2 separate regions of the Homo sapiens genome follow, and region 2 is linked to region 1. The links are chromatin contacts, found by Hi-C or POLR2A ChIA-PET in ENCODE. All regions are on one chromosome and are shown on one strand. Each heading gives the region's core, a stretch centred on a gene start or an enhancer-like site at or near the end of the contact. The rest is flanking DNA. Distances are from core to core; before and after follow the strand shown.

Region 1 (6,752 bases), core at 1,428-3,927:
AGGGAGAGTAATGGAAACTCTCCCGCCCAGTTCCATCCTCTGAGGAAGGACACTCAGCTCATGATTTCTGCTTTATTTGAATCCAAATGATCTTGCCATCACCTTGCGTTTTATACCTAGTCTGCTATCCGGGATCTTATTTTTGAGAAAGATCCAGCCATGCCTTTTACTTTCTTGCTTGCCAAAGCTAATTATTAATTAGTGAGATAAAAGCAGTTTAATACTTGACATTTTAAGAAACTAGGCTGGCAAAACTTACCTAGAGAGAGATTAAAAGGATTCAGAATTCTAATCCAGGCCTCTTTCTGCTTTAAGTACTTAGCAAAATCCTAGCAGTTGTGATAACGGTGGTGTTAATGGGACTGGAAAATGGAAACGTGCACTCTGGAGGGAGAAGGGCAGAAAGGGATGGTATGCCCCTCGAGGTCCTATCAGATGCTCTCCCAAGAGTCAAGGTGGAAACAGATGACCAAAGCTATTCTAGAGTCCAGTAGAGTTGACTTTTCAGAAATACCAAAAATCAAGATTACCTAAAGAGGAAAACAAATCAGGAATTATGCTGTATTAGATAAAACAGTTCTGGAAGCAGGTTGAAGAGAGACCCTCTGTCCCTTCCACCCCACCTTGGCCAGAGGCATTAGAGGGTTAGCCCCCTAAAGGAGTAAGAACAACGCTGTGAGTTACCATGCGGGGACACCCAGGATGTACTGGGCACTTGGCTAACCAGGTCATTCACACACCCATTTTCTATGCAAATGTAGACCAGAAGGTAAGAGACATTAGGTAACATGCCCCAGGCCACACTGCTAGGAAGTTTTGGTGCCTGGATCTTAACCCAGGGCTGCCTTGCTGCAAAGCAGACTCCTGAGTGCTCTCCTCTGCTGCCTCTGAGGACTTAGGAATGACTGGAAATATAGGAAATGTGATTCCTTTGTGTGTCCTTCCATAACATTCATTTTAGCTCCTAGGATAATTACTAGTTTTCCAGGTATAACTAGGATAGGTCTGGTTAATATACTGAACAAACATCTGAGTGCTTACTGTGTACCTAATGAATGTACAGAGATAAAAGACATAACCCCAGTATCCCAGAGACTAGTGGGGAGACAGATGGTAAGATTCACATGGGGTGGACAGTTCTCTGATAGGGACGAGCTCAGAGCCCATGCAGGGCAGGCACCTGCCTAGCCCAGACTTGGATGAAGAGTCAGGAGACCTCTTGGAAGCAATGATGCCCAGTCTGAGCTTTAAGGATGAGTACCTCTTAGATGAAGAGAAAAAACAGGAGTGTGAGGCTAGCTAGGTCTGGTGGGTGGGGTGGGGGAAACATGCCCAGATGACAGGAGTTGGCACTTTTTGCTACGTTGAGGGGAAGTTAAGGGAGGGTTTTAAACAGGGGAATGTCATGGTTTGCTTCACATTTTTAAAAGGTTATTCTGACTGACCAATGACTGCTGGGATTGGGGCTGTAAAAATGGCTAAAAGAGGGACTCTATTCCAGCTGTGCCGAGGAAAGAGGAAAGTGATGTAAGGCTGGGACGAGGATCACAGAGCAGGGAAGTGCGGATGAACTCGGAATGTTTTGGAGTAGAGCCGATGGGAGTTGGATGAGGCTGGAAGAGAAAGCGAGAGAGAAAGACTCCCAGGCAGCCGAGTGGAGGCTGGGCCATTTCTTGCACGGATGGGAGACAAGCAGGTTTTCAGGGGCAGCCTACAGTCAAGGACTATCTTTTAGAATCAAGACATGGTCTTAAATCACTGACCGCCTCTGTCACAATATATGGTATTTCAATAGTTCCCAAGCTTTTCCCAGTGACCTTCAAAATACGGCTCTCTGGGACCTACCCCAAATCTAGCAAGTCAAATTCCAAGGGATAGAGCCTGGACCTCGGGTCTTTTCTGCAGCTCCCGGCGCTCCAGCACTGCCGGTCCAACATCATCTGTAGGTAGTGTTTGCAAGCCACTGCTTTGTTTTCTGTTTTCTGGGGCCAGGCTTGATGATCCCAAAGGCTATTGACCAGCCTTCCCACCCAGGGCCCAAGGCAGTGCCACGCCAAGCCAGCCCTCATTGATCATTGTCCAGCAGGCTGCTAGCGATTTCCCCAGATAAGGATCTCGATTAAAGGTTCAGTGGTTGGCCTGATTCAGGCCATGCTTCTTTGCTCTTTTCTCCTAGATGTTAGATGTGTTCTATGGGAGGAACTTTGAAAGAATAATGTTTTCCTAAGTGACAGGAATGTCCTGTATGTTAATGTTTTTTCATAAGGATCTAAGGTTCGGATGTCTGTCTGAATGATCTGATTCTCATAAATCGACAGATTGGTTCTGGAAATCCCATGAGCCTAGGCTGTCTTGAGAGATTTATGGCACTTCCTGCTCTCGTTGGGCCAGGAATAACATGACAGCTCCCTCTGCACTTCTGGTTTTTGTTCCTGAGGGGGTGGCAAAGGAGGGCAGAGGTGTGCTGAACCATACCACTTTGAAAGAAAACTGTCCAGACTTATTTTCCAGAACCTCAGAAAAAGCCTCATGTTCTGCTAAGGACGTAACAGTCTTCTGCCCCCTCCCTGGGGATTTTCCCAGCCTCAGCTCCTTCAGCCACATGGGTTCTGTGGTGTGGGATCAGGGCCAGGGCTGGCACGAGCCCATGGACACATTCCAAGGCTGAGCCAGCCTTCCTGGGCAGTGACCTTGGACCTTCAGCAGCAAGGCCCTGCGCCCAGCTGGAGATGAACTCATTCCCACCATGGTTTAAGATTCCTCCAAATAAATGTTAATGAGTTACAAATTAATTCCTTCTTGGCCTGACCAAGGAGAAAGACTGCTTATGATTGCCATTCCAATTAGAACCCACGCCTGGCAAATCTGTTTGACTGAATTATACATGATCCTGGTGGAAGTCTGATGTTTTTAGTCCATATAATAATTGCATCAGAGTGTCTCAGTCTACCTTCTCAGCAGCATATCAGAGTGGAGTCAGGAAATGTTCCACCAACTCTCTAGAAGAGAGACAGGCAACTGGCTCTAATGGCTGTTCCTCGAAGACCCAGCACTGAGTGCTGGAGGGGATGCAAAGATGAGCCACGCTCAGAGAGATGGCAGTGAAGTCACAGAGGAAGACAAGGTGTAAATAAAGCTCCTAGGAGACTCAACCTCAGTGCCTTCAGTGAACCGCTATCATGGTTAAAAGGGGTAGTAGGCACATCTACTGGCAACAATTCAGTTAACAATGACCGGGGGAAAGTAGCATTTGAGAGGTTTTCAAGAATGAGTGCAGGAAAGGGTAGAGGGTGGGCTGAGTGTTGTGTATTTCAAGCCAGAAAAACCTAGACAGCCAGCCAGGGGATGGTTGGGGACCCATTCCACACCAGTGAACTGGTGTGTTGGGTTCGGGAAGCATATGCATAGATATAAGGACCTTAAATGCCACGCTAAGGAATTTGTGTTTAATAGAGTTGGCAGTGGAGCCACTTTTAATAAGCAAAGTAACTAATGCAATCAAAGAAGAGCGATATGGATTGCAGCTATTTGGAGGAAGGTTGAATGTGGCAGCCAGAAAGAGGATGGATTGGAGGGCCAAGAGACTAGATCCTGGCATATCAGTTAGGAGGTTATTTCATTAGCCTGGGTGGAAGTATGAAGACCTTGTCGGAAATAGATTTGATTTTCTTGATGAAATTTCTGCATGTTGGACGGGAAATGACTTGATGTGGAAGCTTTTCAGTGCTGTCATGCATAACGCACAAATCCCTCCCAGTTGATAGAAACCTACCCCGTCGCTTAATATAAGTAAACTTTGTAGACGCTGGAATGTTTATGTTTGGCCCAAAATGGCTCTGGTTTTTTACACAGCTGTAAAGTGTATTTAACTCCCAAATATAAAACACTTATTGACTACTGGTTCATAGCTTCATAAAACAAGGCTCCGTTGCGTAGGTACTTTTTGTTGCCATCCCCTATCTTTTTATGCAGACCTGTTTCCTGATATTGTTATTCCAATGGGAAAAAAAAAATCGAACCCAAGTAAACTACCTTTTTTACAAGCAGCCTGAAGAAGAAAGCCCCAAAGACAATAAGGAGCCTCCGCATTTATATTTTTAACCCAAGATTACAGCTGCAACTAGCAGGGAAGCAAAATCGCTTTAATTGTGAATGTTTTTCATTGTGGTTGTGAGTGTAAGTAAGTAACAGATGTTCATTTTCCCCAGTTCAACTGTTTTTAATTCTTTCTTGAACATGTGGAGAGAGAAATCTTTAAACACTTGCCAAAGTTGAGTTAACATCCCCTGGCTGAAGGTAGAAAATGCCCTACTGTGTTTTTTCTCAGCCGTATACCCGCGTGGGCTGCCCTTGCCACAGAGCACAGGGGAAGGATTCCAGCTGGCACAGGTTTTATTACTGCTAAGTTAATTTGCAGAAAAAGCCTTTGGCGGGAGGGGTCTGTTCGACGTTTTATATATTTACTTATTTACTCTTTTTCAGTTATAAATAAAATTGCACTGTAAAACATTGCAGCTTAATTGCAGGAAACCCAATGCATTTTTTGTTGTTGTTCTGCAAGTGGTTAATAGCTTGTTTTTTTCTTTATATGGAGTTGGAGAAATCTTGTGTAAGAATATGTTTACAGCCAAGGCTGTGTGACTTGGTTTATCATGTTTTTCCTGTGCTCTGTGGAACAGACGGCTGTTCATTATTGAAAGGCCTTTTTCTGTGGAGAATGGAGCTTGCTGGCGGGGACGAGTTTATGTGAGAATGCAGAATGACTTCCAGAGACTATGGGCGCTCTGTGGCTATAAAGCCTCAACAGCACCATAGGCAGTGACATTATAACAATTTGCTTTAGCACCTCAGAAGTGTTTCAGCTGCATTTTCTGAAGTGAGCCCCGCTGAACGGAGCACATGCCACAGATAGTACCACCACTTTCTCCCAGCCTTCCATCCTTGACATGTGTGTCTCCCCACCTTCCATCCTTGACAGTTCTCGTGTGACAGTCGGCTGAGGCAGAAAAAGTTCTGCCCACTTGAACCATATACCCTTCACACGCTTCTAATTCTAGAACCCACCCCAAAAGATTGGGATCATCATATAATTAACATTCGAAGCATGTTTTTCTAAACCTTCACTTTTTAGAAAAATATAGACATAGAAAACATTTCTCTTGGATGCACAAACTTGAAAATTTTGCCCCTGAAGCAGTTTGAAATGGCCATTTACAAATGCATACTGTGCAGGCTTCTTGGACATTGATGACACTACCCATTGCAGAGGTTGTCTGTGTCTCCCCCGAAGGTTTGCTGAGTATCTGTTCATTAATCCTTATTTAGCTAACTGGAAAGTACTTTCCTTATTGTCTGTGACACATGGATTATCCCATTAGGACATCTGTGGATGACATATCGTTGGTTTGTTCTGAGATGAAAAGTGGTATTCTCCTTATAGAGCAAAACAAAGCAAGGGAAGAAACAGTTAATAGACTTGAGCTGACAAATGGGAGGTTGGCTAAAGATTGTGATCATCTCCTTACAGATGTCACAACCCCGTTGGCACACAGCACTGACCTTGCTTTCCCAAGGTTGACCTGTATGTCTCTAGATCAAGATTGATTTGAAAAATGAGCCATTTGTATTTAGTGCTGGTCTCAAATCAAACTCCAAACCAGTTGAGGAGGAACAGCGAAGTTATTCAGTGGTTTGAGAACTTAGAATTGGAAAATCTCTCCTTTTTATTTCCCTCAGGACCCAACTTGTAACTTCTCGTTACAATGACGGTTTAAGAGACACATTTAAACCTGGTATTCTTCCTCTATTCATGAAACTGCATCTACATATACGTACTGTGGCTGGGGGTACATGAACCCAGTCAAAATCATCCAGGAAGCATTGCTAACTACTCTGGAGTTTTCAAAAGCACTCCCTATTCGAACCTCATGTTCAGAAAAGTAGATAAGCAGCTTGTTTGGGTGGACACAATCACAGAGTACTGGATGCGTGCGCTGGTGTATGCCTGAGAATGAGTTTTAAGCAGCCTCCCGAGCAGCATCTGTGACTCAGGAGGGCTCTGTCACCTGGCTTGCAAATGCTGGTTTCCCATTTATTTGACCTGGGCAGCCACTAGCAGGACCTTGGAGGGGTTGCCAGTGACCTGGGGGCCGGACTTCCACCCTTGCTTGGACCTTTGCTGAGTATGTGACCTGGGACAGGTCACCCCCTCCCCAGGCCCTTGGTCTTGTCCTCTGTAAGAGGGGAGGTTGGCACAGGAAATCTGAGGTTCTTTCCAGCCTTGAAATATTATTATTCTATGACACAGTGATAACATTGTATATAGGTCAAGCTTGAGTGTTTTAAAATCTATCAGAAAGTATGTACTGATGGCATACTTGGGACTTGTGTAGGAGAGACTCATCAAACAGGGTCCCAGCCCACTTGGAACTTAAAGCAGATGTGGAATTCATACATGAAAGGGATGGGACATGGCCAGAACACAGGTAGCAGAGCCGGAGCCAGGGGCAGTGAGCAAGTTGGGGCTGGAGGGAGAGGCACAGCAGGACCAGTACCTCCTCCAAGACCCCAGGAAATGAGCTTATGGGGGCTTTCTAAATGCAGTTAGGGGCCAGGCATGGTGGCTCACGCCTGTAATCCCAGCACTTTGGGAGGCTGAGGTGGGTGGATCATGAGGTCAGGAGTTCGAGACCAGCCTGACCAACATGGTGAAACCCAGTCTCTACTAAAAATACAAAAAAAAAAAAAAAAAA
Region 2 (6,752 bases), core at 1,981-4,480, 40 kb after region 1:
TCTGGGACCCCTCACCAACCTCCCAGACTTACTCCCCTCTCCGCCCCTCATAGGTCAAGTTCTCATCCTCCCCACATGCTCTTTCTACATTGAGGCGCCATTTCCCTTACTGCTCCCATAACCCGCAGAGCTCACTGTCCCTCCTCAGCACCCAGCACATGTCTCAGATGTGACAGATGCTCTGAGGGCAAAGGAATCAAGGTGTAGCCCATGGGAACGGGGAAATGTGGGCTCCCCACTGAGCCCCAAAGCCATGGGAGGATTCTTTTCCTTTGTATCCTTCCCAGAGGCGTTCCAGGCCACAACCACTGAGCCCACCACCCTTGCCCTGCTCATGCTCGCCTGAATTCAGGGAACAGAGAGGACTTCCCTTCCTTATAATGCAGATAGGTTTAAAAGATGGGTTGAAGTGCTTAACCTTTGATAATTTTTATGTTAGAATGGTGAGGATTAAGGCATTTTTAAAGTTTTTTTGTTTTGTTTTGTTTTAAGAAATGTTACACAGAACAATACCCCGCCCCCCAAAGTTCCTCTGGAGTCCTCTGCTGCAGAGAGGTACATTGATTGTTTCAGCAACAGAGACAGATCCAGATACAGTGTCCCATTTTCAAACACTGAGAAACATTTAATGATGAGGGAGTGCTCACAAAGTAACATTGAGTGGAAAAAAGGTATTGAGAGAGAGAGTGTGTGTGTGTGTATGAAAAAATAGTGAAAAGAAATACCTCAAATATTAACAGTGATAGTGTCTGTTCTTTTTTATCCTCTTCTGTGTTTTCTGAATTTCTGTAATTGTCTAACTGAACATGTTATTTAAATGACTGAGGGAAGAGGCAATTCTTTTTTTCCTGAAGACCCCACCCAACTTGCTGGACACAGTGTGTGCTGCTGTGCAGTGGCCAGTAGGGAACTGCGTGCACCTCAGCCTCCTGCTTTCTGGGGCTGGTGAGGTGTCCACACTGCTGCAAGTGGTTTCACTTTTAACCCCCACCATTACCACTACTACCATCCCCAATTTGTTTTCTTACTCTTCTTCCTCATCAAATCCCCAAGCAACTTCATCTTCTCCGCTGTGTACAACATCCAGGCCCTGGGAAATTGACCACTGGGCTTATCTAGGGCAAGCGTCACATGTTGTACACATGAAGGCCTGAGTACTGACAACAAAGATCCCATACAGGTAAGGACAGGATGGCCCAGCTCAGCATCTGGACTTCAGGCCTCATGATTTGATTTGGAGTAGACTTTTTAGAAAAGCCTTTAAGTCGCCTGCTGTCTATTGACTGGCCTAATTCCATCAGAGGGGACAGGTAGTTCCTAATGGTGGAACCCCCCCCACCTAAGTTCTCCTTTCTACCTCCTACCTTCCCACTTTCTTCCCTTACTAGCTTGATGTCAGAGCATCACTTTGAGAAAACTCAAAGACAGTTTTCTCCAGACTATTATCCCAATCCTTCCTCCCAACTGGTAAGATTTTTCAAAGACCACTAGCTGGTTGTTCTAATTAACGAGTACCTAGCACATTAGGAGACTAAATGAGGAAATATGGACTATGGATTGGACATCCCTGGGTTCCTATTCCAGTTCTGTAATTTACCAGCCATGTGATCTTGGCCAAGTCACTCACCTTCTCTAGGAGTCAATTCTCTCATCCAGAACATGAGTATTAAATAAGGCAATTGACATCAAGTACCCAGTATGGTAAGCTCTTAATAAATGTTAGCAACTTTCCTTGCCCTTTTGAAGCTTGATTCCATTTTTTTCAAAGACCAAAGAATTTCAGCAATTTCAGCATTTCAGGTTTCCGGCCATTATTTATTTTTTTTTACTAATATTTCTGAAAGATCAAATTTGTTTCAGGACTGATGAAATAAACTTTGGTGGATCTTTTCAGAGCTCCTCTGGTCTTGTAAAGAGGACGTTCCCGCGGCCTGTAACTGAATGGCTGGATGGAGGAAATGTCTTAATAGAGTCTCACTTGACCTTGTACTAACATTTGCGATAAGGGCAACCCACTGACGCTTGTCAACATTTTTTAATCACAGCAGCAAAGACAAAGGAGTGATGGCACAGCAGGTTCTCTGACCAACCCTGGAAATACTTTATGTTTCTAAATGTGCTTCCTGATTTTTCCAGAGTCATAAAGCTGATGTGTGTGTGGTGTTGGCTGTTTTCTTCACAGTCTCATGCCAGACACACAACATAATGTTTACATTCAAGCTGTGAATGGGCCACAGCGCCTGCCGGAATCCCCTCAGCCCTGGCTTGTCCTTCTCTTGGTGAACGACAGATCTGGCTTCACATTGGACTGGCTTTTATGGCTTTAGCAATTTCTGGTCTTAAATCTTTTTTTTAGCCTAATTAGTTATAAAAACCTCAGCCCTCAATGGAATGGCTAAGCCCTGATACTGTTAAGAGTTGCTGTGCCTTTTTGTTTCTTGGTTAATGCTTTTCTATTTTTGGTTTCCTCTATTTTCTGACAAGGTTTGAATGGTTTTGGGGCACAGAGGTAGCTGGATTATTAATGAGCTGTCCTGCATCAAGTTCCCCATGAAAACAAGGACATGAAATATTTTAGTAGCCCTTCATCCACGGAAAAGGACCCTGCTAGGTGCTCAATATTCGTTGAGCTATACATGGGATATTACTAAGCAGGCAGGTGCACATTTCTAGCATTTGTAACCCAGGATACTTTCCACCATATTAAAGTTGAAAGTCTTTATCTAATGGTCATAAAACTAACATTCACTCTCTTTCTGTCTCTCTCACACACACAATACATGGCTTAAAACAATTATCTTTTACAGTTCTCTGGGCTGCCTGGTTCAACAAGGTGGTTCTCGCCTGGGGTCTCATGCAGTTGCTCTAAGACACCAGTTGGGGCTAGAATCATCTGAAGGCTCACTTGGGCTGGATACACACGTTGGCCTCTTCACTCATGTGCCTGGGCCTCGGAGGGGATGGAACCGCCAGGGACTGGCAGGGCATATCTACCCATCTAACATTTCAGTGGGTCTGATTCTACCACCACCACTACCCTCCCCTTTCCTGCCCCAGTAGGCTCTGAAACCCCCAACATGCCTCTTAACAAGACTGAAGTACCTTATGTTTGAAAGGATTGATGCTGGAAGGACAGGGCTGAGGTGCAGAAGGCCTGGAGCCAGGTGTTCAGGGGAGAGTGTTTGTCCTTCTGCTTCAAATCACTGGACAACCTTCAGACTCTGAGCATAGCCAGCTGCTACTTGGCACCCCTGGGTTCAACAAAGTCCAGCAGAGTTCTCTTCCAAGGACTTTTAAAAAAGCATTCATGTGTACTGCACATCTCTAGTGTAGTAATCACCACCACGTTTATATTTAGTAGCAACCCTTCTTCCAGACTAGTGAGGCGTGAACTTGGGAAGTGCTGTTGTAACTTCATTCACTCACAAAGACTTAGCATCGACAATGTGCCAGGCACTGTGCTAGGTATTCATGAGACAACAGCAGGGAGCTGTTTTCTGGGAGCTCTTTGAAGGCATCCCATGAAGAGTGGGAACAATTTGTGTTGGAATCCTTCAGTTGGGCAAGGGACTGGCTCTAGCAGGACTGGATTTAGGTAATATTTTAGGAAACAGCTCACTCTCCTAAAATCTGTGCTTTTTGTTTCAGGCTGTCTCTTCTGTGTTCCCTTACTCTCTAATCTGGCAATTGCTGACTTGGAAATTAAGACCTATCTCAAATACCACACGTCCGCCGTCCCTTCTTAGATCTTCCACCAGTTACTTACTACCCTCAAGCCCATTTCCTCACCATTTAATTGGGATGAGGATTACTGGTGGTTAAAACTGTAGAGAGTGACTCTTACATAGAATACGGAATCTTACATAGAATATGCTGGTGAACTAGCAAAACCGACAAACAGAAATTTAGAAAGCATTTTGATAACTTTAGTATCCAGATGCTAAGAAGTCCAATCTTAGTGACTAACATTATATAACCTTAAATTTTTAAAGTTCATTGTATGTTTGGAATGTAATACTTAAGGTAAGGACTAGTCTGACTACAGGTGCTTATTAAACATGTACAACTGTACGGCGGGGACAAGATTTGGGCAACAAGTAGCTCCCACAGTGGCATCAGAGATACTGGCTTAGTGCAGAGCAGAAAACTGACAAAAACTCTGGTTAAGGCATGGTAGGGAACTGTTAACACAGTTATCTAGAAGCAAGCTGTAAATTGAGTTTCCAAATCAAAAATTTCTATATGTTAAACTTTTGGGATATGCCCTGATGTTTTTCTTTAGAAAGATATTTTGTTGGTCATGCTGAGGATATTTGTGTAGGATTGTTCACTGTTAACTTTCTTTAGAGTGGAAAAGATTCAGAGGATTTTCTTTATACAGTCTGTAAGTCCTAAATATATATTTTATATAAAATTGGAAGAAATCAGTACTTTCATTTTCAGAGTAATTGAGGCACATCTGAAATTTTGAGTCAGCTGTGTGTGTGACCATCCGTACAGCCCATGACCGACACACCAGAATGTCCTTGAAGGGTCCCAACTGGAGTCCTTGCAAAAGACTACACTCTAAACAGCTGCCATCCAGGAACTGCAATCCAGACCCAAATTGAGGTTTCCGAAGTTTGACAGGTATCCTGTGAATCCATGTAATAAATATTTTTGTCTTCTCCACAGAATGTGAATGGCATAAAGTATCACGCTAAGAATGGTCACAGAACACAGATTCGTGTCCGCAAACCATTCAAGTGTCGCTGTGGGAAGAGTTACAAGACAGCTCAGGGCCTGCGGCACCACACAATCAATTTCCATCCCCCGGTGTCGGCTGAGATTATCAGGAAGATGCAGCAATAACATGCTGGTCATAACTGTGCCAAGAAATCCTCACCAGCAGTTGCTGATTTTGAAAACAGCCACCTTTTTTCAGGGGAAGCATTCAGCAACCCTTTAAAGAAAAAGAATTAAATGCATGCTTTAAATTTTTTCTGTAATTTTGGAATGATGTATCTTTGTAGAGTTAATGATTTTGTACATTTGCACATGTAATCATCATACCCATTTTCATTACTTTGATATAAGGTGCTAAACAAAAAAAGCTCTAGGTTCTTCAGCACATTTCCCCCAAAACAAAATAAAATTGAGGGCATGTTGCATATTGTTGAATTGTATTGCGGTGGTATCAACCTGGGGGGAGGAGGGGCTGGCACTGAGATTTTTTTTTCAAGATTGTAATGTGATTGAAGTTTTCAACACATCAACTCACATATGTTCAAAACCAAAATAATACCTTCATTATCAAACTGGTTACCATGCCTTACATAATGGAGTTAGTATTTGTGAGTAGAAAGACTTTAGGTAATGGAAATATAAATAAGAAAGAATGTTTAACATAATATGCTAAAAATATTTTCATATTTAAATAACATACGTAAAGGTGTGCTTTCTGTGTTTTATATTATCTTGCAAATCCTTTTGCCCTTTAAAAAGCTGAAAATCTTGCCATCTGACTTACTAGTCATTTTAGTGTTATAAATGGCATTTTGTACAAAATAGTCTATTCAGTTCGTTCATTCATTTAACACACATTGATTGAGTGCCTGCTGGGTACAAGGGATTCAATTTATGCCTATTGATATCTGCGGACCAAGATACCCATTTAGTGAAATACTTTTTTCCCTGAAATCTGTTAGAAAAGACTTTGAAATACTTCAGTGCAAAGTGTGTGTGTGTGAAGTTTAGTTATATCTTCATCTTCAGATGAAGTTTTAAAGCACTTTGTAGTTCTCTATTGCCAACAATTTAATGTTTATGTGTTGCCAATTCTTGCAACCACTGCCCTACCAAACCTGTGGGTTGCAAATCAGAACTAAAATTCTAAGCACGTTTCAAAGATGAACACTTTTGTTAAGACCCCTATTGCCTCTTCTTCATGCTCATTTTTTACTTTTTTTAAAAGGTACTTTTCTCATCACATTGTAGAGAGGTCTGCATTCTCATTGGAAATGTCTGTTTAGCTTTATAAAACAAACACTTTGCTGAAATAGGAAAATGAGCCTTATTGACAATTAAGTGCTTCTTGCAGCAGGTGGTCAAAGAAAAGCATGACTAATACGACCTATTAGAGTAATCTACATCTGGACCATTCCTTAAGTTTTTCCTCACCGACAGTACCATCATGCCTTGAGTGTTCTTTTCTCCCAAGTGCTATTCCTTAAACACGAGAGTTTACCAGTTGCCTAATAATGCAATAAAAAATGCTTTGAGATAGCTAACTGCCCATAAAACAAACTCAAATTGCTTATAAAGTTTCTTCCCATGTTCCCATTTGATGAAAAGTCTTACATCACATATAACTGGGAAGCAGGGGTCCCTCCTCAATTTTCAGACATTTTGAAAGGATGACAGTTCTGTTTGTTAGATGAGTAAACCTCTATATTCATAAGTTCTAAAATCCTTCATTATGAGGGATTCAAAGTATTTATAAAAACACTGCCCTCTAAAAATTTCCTCAGATCTGAAGTATGGTCTTGGTCCTGAATATACAGTGTTATCCTATGTTTAAAAGGGTGATCCAGACATGAGACGCAACTAGTTGGTGCATAAGAAGGCCCCACTTGGCTATTTCATATCTACCTACAATTGACCAAAAAAAATTTTTTAGGCCAGCAATTATTATTTAGCTTCGCTCTTTCTAGTGCAAGAAACTGCAGGCTGGATCAGTAGTTCAACAGCTAAACAGTCATAAAATAGTCATT

Evidence for each region. Hi-C counts contacts between places; a loop is a spot of excess contacts on that map. ChIA-PET counts read pairs that join two places held with the same protein, here RNA polymerase II (POLR2A). Pooled maps may share reads with other maps.
Region 2: a loop to region 1 is called in a map of endothelial cell of umbilical vein, with 3 times the contacts of the local background. The contact joins two enhancer-like sites. A Hi-C loop is called at or near these places in 1 of 168 maps with a recorded cell type or tissue (endothelial cell of umbilical vein), 1 of 37 single-sample maps with no recorded cell type and 1 of 50 pooled maps. POLR2A ChIA-PET finds 5 or more read pairs at or near these places in 3 of 52 experiments (BJ, Panc1 and naive thymus-derived CD4-positive, alpha-beta T cell).

The regions. Positions count from the first base shown.
Region 1 is chr7:27,870,081-27,876,832 of GRCh38, reverse strand. All of the region lies in intron 3 of JAZF1 (JAZF zinc finger 1), which reads left to right. Among named protein-coding and RNA genes, the nearest start is that of TAX1BP1-AS1, 130 kb to the right of the region's middle. Within about 2 kb of position 2,677, at least 12 of the 41 ENCODE cell types and tissues checked have a DNase peak (open chromatin) inside an H3K27ac peak, as active enhancers do; they include endothelial cell of umbilical vein, where a contact is called at or near this core.
Region 2 is chr7:27,830,899-27,837,650 of GRCh38, reverse strand. JAZF1 (JAZF zinc finger 1) reads left to right here. Exons shown (of 5, transcript NM_175061.4): 5 at 4,675-6,752. The coding sequence ends at 4,851. Among named protein-coding and RNA genes, the nearest start is that of TAX1BP1-AS1, 94 kb to the right of the region's middle. Within about 2 kb of position 3,230, at least 5 of the 41 ENCODE cell types and tissues checked have a DNase peak (open chromatin) inside an H3K27ac peak, as active enhancers do; they include endothelial cell of umbilical vein, where a contact is called at or near this core.